Regions from separate parts of the Homo sapiens genome. Here region 2 is linked to region 1. The links are chromatin contacts, found by Hi-C or POLR2A ChIA-PET in ENCODE. All regions are on one chromosome and are shown on one strand. The core of a region is the stretch at or near the end of the contact, and the rest is flanking DNA. Distances in the headings are between cores, read along the strand shown.

Region 1 (3,864 bases), core at 386-2,885:
TCATGCTTTCCTAAAATGTTTAAAAGCTGCTGGGCATGGTGGCTCACACCTGTAATCCCAGCACTTTGGGAGGCTAAGGCGAGCAGTTCACCAGGTCAGGAGACATCCTGGCTAACAGGGTGAAACCCTGTCTCTACTAAAAATACAAAAAATTAGCTGGTATTCATAGAAAATATAATTTTTAATTATCGAGTAATCTGAATAAATGAATATATCATAAAAAAATTAGCTGGGCATGGGGTCATGCACCTGTATCCCCAGCTACTTGGTAGGCTGAGTCAGGAGAATCGCTTGAACCTGGGAGGCGGAGGTTGCAGTGAGCCGAGATTGTGCCACTGCACTCCAGCCTGGTCGACAGAGCAAGACTCCGTCTCAAAAAAAAAAAAAAAAAAAAAAAAAAAGTAAGTGTAGGCAAATGTAGATGCAAATACACATCTGTTTACACAAATTCCTACTTTCAAAATCACAGAGAATGGTCACTTTTTAGCCTTTTTATGAATAAAATCCTGGATTCCATTTATTATTCCATTAGAACTTCTGTACCTATTTTGAAATTTGAGATTAAATTGTCTTTTGCTGAGTTTGCCCAGTTTATATTTCAAGTAATACTATATCATGGGAACACATTAGAGATTTTCTATATTTTTATGTTTTACATCAGTTTCTAAAACCTGGAAATTATCTTGTTTTGAATTTCTTATGAAAATGGAATACTATCCACTAAGAATATTCCATTAGCATACTGCAACTTAAAGTCAGGAGATCTAAACTTTTTCTGGTAACATTACCTATATTTAGTTTTTTAAAAAATGTTCTCTTTTTGTATATGCTTTTTAATTTGCTTTTAAAACATGTGCATAACATTTCCTTGAATTCTATTAATGGACCTCAATGCTTTAAAAAAATTTTTTGATAAAATAATTCAGTCTGAATGTGATGGTTCATGCCTATAATCCCAGTACTTTGGGAGGCTGACTTTGTAGGATTCATTGAGCCCAAGAGTTTGAGACCATTCTGGGCTATCTAGTGAGGCTTCATCTCTACAAATAAAAATATGATAACAAATTAGCTGAGCATGGGGCCACATGCCAGTGGTCCCAGCTACTCAGAAGGCTGAGACAGGTAAATTGCTCAAGCCTAGATTGCTGAGGCTGCAGTGAGCTGCAGTCATGACCCTGCACTCCAGCCTGGGTAACAGAGACTCCCTCTCAAGAATAAGAAAAACCCCACAGAGGATAAATAATAAAATATTCAATGTTTGTAATACTTCCTACTCAAAGGGCCAGAAGCCAGGAAGGTCATAAAAGCTGAAATTCAAAAACAATTGTTTTCATTTTTTAGTATCCATATAGTATATTACTTATAAGTGAAGATGACCTTATACACAAGGTTAAAGGCAAATACCCTCTGGGTTGGGCCTGCTCTGCTCAGGGAGGAAGCCCTGCCTGAAAAGGCGGCAGCCTAGGCTGTCATTCTTTCTTCTTTCAGCCCAGCGTCTGATCACATCTTTCATTCAGGGTTTGCGGGGGCAGGACCTTAGAAGTTATCCAATCAGGGACGCTGGGCTGGAAACCGTCCAATCAGGCACGGGGCAGGAGAGGACAGGGCGGCTTCCGGGATGTGGCGGGGCCTTTGTCTCTGGCTGCAGTTGGAGCTCTGCGTCTCGTCTTCGTTCTTCTGTGTCCTCTGCTGCTAGAGGTCCAGCCTCTGTGGCTCTGTGACCTGCGGGTATTGGGGGATCCACAGCTAAGACGCCAGGACCCCCCGGAAGCCTAGAAATGGTGAGAGTGCCGGTCCGACATCCCGAGAGGGGGAAGGGGCTGTGGCGTGACTCAGGCCTTCCCGCAGTCAGCTCCACAATCTGCGCGTGCCGGAGTTCTTGCCCAGCTCGGCCTCAATCCCCTTCAGCCATAAGATGGCGGCTGCTCTGGGAGGCAGCCCCGGGCGTCCTGTCTCTTCTCTGCGCAGTGACTGTGTCCCGGCCTGCAGCCCTCTGTGGGCAGCTCTGCAGCCGCAACGCGGCGTCTCTCCCAAATTGTGCAGGGGCCACAGGAGGGTCGTCAGGAGAGAATCCTGACTCGTGATGCAGTTTCATGAATAGGAAGAGCTTTGGTCCGTGGCATTTCTAGTCCCTCTTTTGGTCTATTAGAAACAGGAGAGTCGGCCGGGCGCGGTGGGTCACGCCTTTAATCCCAGCACTTTGGGAGGTCGAGGTGGGTGGATGACGAGGTGAGGAGTTCGAGAGCAGCCTGGCTAATATGGTGAACCCCGTCTATACTAAAAATACAAAAATTAGCTGGGCGTGGTGGCGCGCGCCTGTAATCGCAGCTACTAGGGAGGCTGAGACAGGAAAATCGCTTGAACCCAGGAGGCGGAGGATGCAGTGAGCCGAGATCGCGCCATTGCACTCCAGCCTGGGCCACAGAGTGAAACTCCCTCTGGAAAAAAAAAAAAAAAAAAACTAAACTAGATTTTCCTTTATTTCTGACATTCCCAAATGCCACCTTCTTCTCCGCAATTCACGTTATCAACTATTTTTTCTTTTTTTTCTTTTTTTTTTTTTTTTTGAGATGGACTTTCGCTTTTGCTGCCCAGGCTGGAGTGCAATGGTGCTATCTCGGCTCCCTGCAACCTCCGTCTCCCGGATTCAAGCGATTTTCTTGCCTCAGCCTCCTTAGTAGCTGGGATTACAGGTGCCTGCCACCACACCCAGCTAATTTTTTTTGTATTTTTAGTAAAGACGGGATTTCACTATATTGGCCAGGTGGTCTCGAACTCCTGAGCTCAGATGATCCACCCGCCTCAGCCTCCCAAAGTGCTAGGATTACAGCACTTAAAAATAGCCACCGAGCCGGGCTATTTTTTTTTTTTTTTTAGTGTACATTTTAGATACAGAGATACGTTTTAGATAAAGATATTTTAGATATCTGTATATTTTTGATACAGATATTTTAATTATTTTTTGAAAAATCATTGGATGGACTTAAATAAATTTTCCTTTCTTCTTTCCTTCTTCTTTCTTTCCTTCCTTCCTTCCTTCCTTCCATCTTTCCATCCTTGCTTCCATCCTTCCTCTCGCTTTGTTTCCCAGGCTGGAGTGCAATGGTGCAATCTCAGCTCATTGCAACCTCCCGGGTTCAACCGATTCTCCTGCCTCAGCCTCCCGAGTAGCTGGAATTACAGGCACCTGCCACCGTGCCTGGTTAATTTTTTTGTATTTTTAGTTGAGACAGGGTTTCACCTTGTTGGCCAAGCTGGTTTCGAACTCCTGACCTTGTGATCCACCCGCCTTGGCCTCCCAAAGTGCAAGGATTACAGGCGTGAGCCACCGAGTCCGGCCTAAATTTTGTTTTCTATTTGAAAATATTTTCCATATTGAAAAGAAAGCAAAAAATAATCCCCTTACACTGTTTGTAAAAAATAAAAATCTCTGTGCCTCTTTTCCTTTTCTTTTTTTCTTTACTTTTTTTTTTTTTTTTTTGAGACAGTGTTGCTTTGCTGCCCAGTCTGGAGTGCAGTGATGTGATCTCTGCTCACTGCAACCTCTGCCTCCCTGATTCAAGTGATTCTTTTGCTTCAGCCACTCCAGTAGCTGGAACTACCGGCACCTACCACCATTCCCAGCTAATTTTTGTATTTTTGTTAGAGACAAGGTTTTTCCATGTTGACCAGGCTGGTCTCGAACTCCTAACCTCAGATGATCCACCCGCCTCCGCCACCATGCCTGGCCTCTTTTTTCTTTTTGTTTTCCCTAGGCACAGGACTCTTTTTTTTCCCCCGCCCCGCCTTAAGATGGAGTTTAGCTCTTGTTGCCTAGGCTTGACTGCAGTGGAGCCATCTCAGCTCACTGCAACCTCTGCCTCC
Region 2 (3,864 bases), core at 847-3,346, 220 kb before region 1:
AATATGGTATAAAAAATGTAAACTAAAGGATGAATAATTGATAATGTGAATTAGGGAAAACTGGCATTTGGGAATGTCAGAAGAAACTGAAAATTTAGTATTTTATTATTTACTATTTTTGCAATCCAGAGTTAGGCTGAAGAAATGATGAAGGGGGAGGAGGGTAAAACTTGAGACTCTGCTTGGGACACATGTAAAAAATTCAGCGGAAAAGGCCGGACGCGGCTCACTCCTGTAATCCCAGCACTTTGGGAGGCCAAGGCAGGCGGATCACCTGAGGTTAGGAGTTCGAGACCAGCCTAGCCCACATGAAACCTCATCTCTACTAAAAATACAATAACTAGCCAGGTGTGGTGGTGGGTGCCTGTAATCCCAGCTACTCCGGAGGATGAGACAGGAGAATAGCTTGAACCTGGGAGGCGGAGGTTGCAATGAGCAGAAATCTCGCCCCTGCACTCCAGCCTGGGTGACAGAGTGAAACTCCTTCTTAAAAAAAAAAAAAAAGAAAAACAAATCAGCGGAAAATTAGTCCCCTGTGGCTTGTGAAAATAATTAAGTGGCAGGCAACTAGACTGAGGTGGCTCTAGTCCCTGGATTTCTACTTTAAAGAAATTTAACTCAAATGCATGGTTTTTGTTTTGTTTTGTTTTTTTTGAGATGGAGTTTCACTCTTGTTGCCCAGGCTGGAGTGCAATGGCACAATCTCGGCTCACTGCAACCTCCACCTCCTGGGTTCAAGCGATTCTCCTGCCTCAGCCTCCGGAGTAGCTGGGATTACAGGCATGCACTACCACGCCCCGCTAATTTTGTATTGTTAGTAGAGGCGGAGTTTCTCCATGTTGGTAAGGCTGGTCTCGAACTCCCGACCTCAAGTGATCCGCCCGCCTGGGCCTCCCAAAGTGCTCGGATTACAAGCGTGAGCCACAGCGCCGGCCTCAAACGCATGTTTTTATAAATTACTAAATTGGGGGAAACAAAATTGAGGCGTAGCCAACTATACACTACCATTTAACCTCTGATTACATAACAAGGAAATGTCCACCTTGATAGTACAAATTAACAAACTATGTAACTGCATCTAACCAATTACTGAATTTGGTTTTCTTTATCTCATGTTATTAAAGTCTTCTCTTCAAGCCCCTGCTATGGACGACAAATGACAAACCATAGCTGGGTACTTTACAATTTTTTTTTTTTTTTTTTTTTTTTTTTTGAGACGGAGTCTCGCTCTGTCTTCAGGCTGGAGTGCAGTGGCGCCATCTCGGCTCACTGCAACCTCTGACTTCCTGGTTCAAGCGATTCTCCTGCCTCAGCCTCCTGAGTAGCTGGGATTATAGGCACATGCCACCACGCCCGCTAATTTTTGTATTTTTAGTAGAGGCGGGGTTTCACCATATTGGCCAGAATGGTCTCAATCTCCTGACCTCGTGATCCGCCTGCCTCGGCCTCCCAAAGTGCTGGGATTACAGGCGTGTGCCACCGCGCCCGGATTTTTGAATCACTCTTTAATTAAATTCTTTAATATTTTTGCGGTGACTTCTGTATATTTTTAATAAGAGAAAAGAGAGACTCAGAACCCCACAGACCAAAGCTCTTCCCATTCATGAACCCCGCACCCCGAGTCAGGATTCTCCCCTGACGACTCTCCTGTGGTCCCTGCACAACCTGGGGAGACTCGGCGCTGCGGGTGCAGAGCTGCCGAGAGAGGGATCCAGGCCAGGGCACAGTCACTGCGCAGGGAAGAGACAGGACGCCCGGGGTCCCGGCTGTCAGCGCAGCCGCCATCTTATGGCTGAGGGGGACCGAGGCCGAGCTGGCCAAGGAAAACTCGGGCGCAGATGGTAGGGCTGACTGCAAGGAGGCCTGAGTCCCGCCACAGCGACTTCCCACAGGTTCCAACCACCCCCTTCCCCTCTCCCAGGATGTCGGACCCAGCACTCTCACCATTTCTAGGCTTCCAGGAGGACCTGGCGTCTTAGCTGGGGATCTCCCAATACCTGCAGGTCACAGGGCCACAGAGGCTGGGCCCCTAGGAGAAGAGGACACAGACCAGGGAAGACGAGACCTGCAGCTCGGGCTAGAGCGAGAGACAAAGTACCCGCCAAACCCGGAAGCCACCCTGTCCGCTCCAGCTTCGTGTCTGATTGGACGGTTTCCAGCCCAGCGTCCCTGACTGGATAACGTTTAAGGCCTCGCCCCTTTAGGCCCTGAGTGACAGGAGACGTGATCAGATGCTCGGCTGAATGAAGAAAGAGTGAAAGCCTAAGCTCCAGCCTTTTCAGGCAGGTTTTCCTCCCTGAGCTGAGCCAGGCCCAACCCAAAGGTATTTGCATTTAACCTTGTGTGTAAGGTCATATGCGTTTATACATAATACATAATATGGCCGGGCGCGGTGGCTCACGCCTGTAGTCCCAGCTACTCCGGAGGCTGAGGCAGGAGAATCGCTTGAACCCAGGAGGCGGAGATTGCAGTAAGCCGAGATCGCGCCACTGCACTCCAGCCTGGGCCACAGAGTGAGACTCTGTCTCAAAAAAAAAAAGAAAAGAAAAAAATACACTATATTGTTATTCACAAACAAAAATAATCTAATAACAACTATTTTAAAATTTCAGCTTTCCTGACCTTCCTGGCTTCTGGTTTTTTGATCAGGCAGCCTGAGATTTTAAGAAGGAGGCAATCATGGCCGGGTGCGGTGGCTCACGCCTGTAATCCCAGCACTTTGGGAGGCCGAGGCCGGCGGATCACCTGAGGTCAGGAGTTGGAGACCAGCCTGACCAATACGATGAAACTCCGTCTCTACTAAAAATACAAAAATTAGCGGGGCATGGTGGCGGGTGCCTGTAATCCCAGCTACTGGGGAGGCCGAGACAGGTGAACCCGGGAGGCAGGAGTTGCAGTGAGCCGAGATCGCTTTGAACTCCAGCCTGGGCACCAAAAGCGAAACTAAGCTCCGTCAAAAAAAAAAAAAAAAAAAGGAGGCAATCTTCTGAAATAGAATGTGAGCCAAATGTGAATTTTAAATTTTCTAGTAGCCAAACTTTAAAAAGAAAGAAGAAATAGGTCAAACTGATTGTAACAATTTCAGTAACCCAATATATCCAAAATATTACTATATGAGCAATGTGTAATTATTAATGTAGCATGTATATAGTTAGAACTATATCATTGGAACTAAGTCTGTTTTTTTTTGTTTTTTTTGTTTTTTTTTTTTTATTTTTTTTTGAGATGGAGTTTCGCTTTTGTTGCCCAGGCTGGAGTGCAATGGCACAAAGTGTGTTCTCTGCCTCCTGGGTTCAAGTGAGTCTCCTGCCTCGGCCTCCTGAGTAGCTGGGATTACAGGCATCTGCCACCATGCCCGGCTAATTTTTGTATTTTTAGTAGAGACGGGGTTTCTCCATGTTGGTCAGGCTGGTCTGGAACTCCCGACCTCAAGTGATCCACCTGCCTCGGCCTCCCAAAGTGCTGGGATTACAGGCGTGAGCCACCGCACACAGGCTACTAAGTCTGTTTTTTGCCTTTCCAGCACATCACAGTGTAGACCCAGCCACATTCCAGGCACTCAGGAGCCACACGTGAAGTGCAGCTCTGATGTTGGGTGGGTAAAGGGCCTGAATAAATTTATTCTGCCAGTGTGAAGGAAGGGCCTCTTCCTAACAACATCTCTCTTCAGTTTGGAGGATGGAAAAGATGGCGGCCATAGAAAGAGCAGAGGGCAGCAGGAATAAATTAACCACAAGTAGACAACTGCTGGCCACCTTTGGCCCACCTTCCTTCCAGAGATCAGAAAGGGAGCAAAGGATGATAGGTCCGGAGGAGAAGAAAACTCTAAGTCTTCATATCTGTGCATACTCTTGACCTGCAGTG

What was found. Hi-C counts contacts between places; a loop is a spot of excess contacts on that map. ChIA-PET counts read pairs that join two places held with the same protein, here RNA polymerase II (POLR2A). Pooled maps may share reads with other maps.
Region 2: a map of naive thymus-derived CD4-positive, alpha-beta T cell shows a loop between it and region 1 (16-fold over the local background). The contact joins the promoter of ZNF257 here to the promoter of ZNF43 in region 1. A Hi-C loop is called at or near these places in 2 of 168 maps with a recorded cell type or tissue (aorta and naive thymus-derived CD4-positive, alpha-beta T cell), 2 of 37 single-sample maps with no recorded cell type and 13 of 50 pooled maps. POLR2A ChIA-PET finds 5 or more read pairs at or near these places in 12 of 52 experiments (CD4-positive, alpha-beta T cell, CD4-positive, alpha-beta memory T cell, CD8-positive, alpha-beta memory T cell and 8 more).

Annotation. Positions count from the first base shown.
Region 1 is chr19:21,833,953-21,837,816 of GRCh38, reverse strand. It overlaps ZNF43 (zinc finger protein 43), which reads left to right and starts at 1,635. Exons shown (of 4, transcript NM_003423.4): 1 at 1,635-1,781. The coding sequence starts at 1,779. RefSeq lists enhancers at 598-1,570, 1,682-1,841, 1,862-1,911, 1,952-2,041, 1,571-2,544.
Region 2 is chr19:22,050,716-22,054,579 of GRCh38, reverse strand. It overlaps ZNF257 (zinc finger protein 257), which reads right to left and starts at 2,096. Exons shown (of 4, transcript NM_033468.4): 1 at 1,945-2,096. The coding sequence starts at 1,947.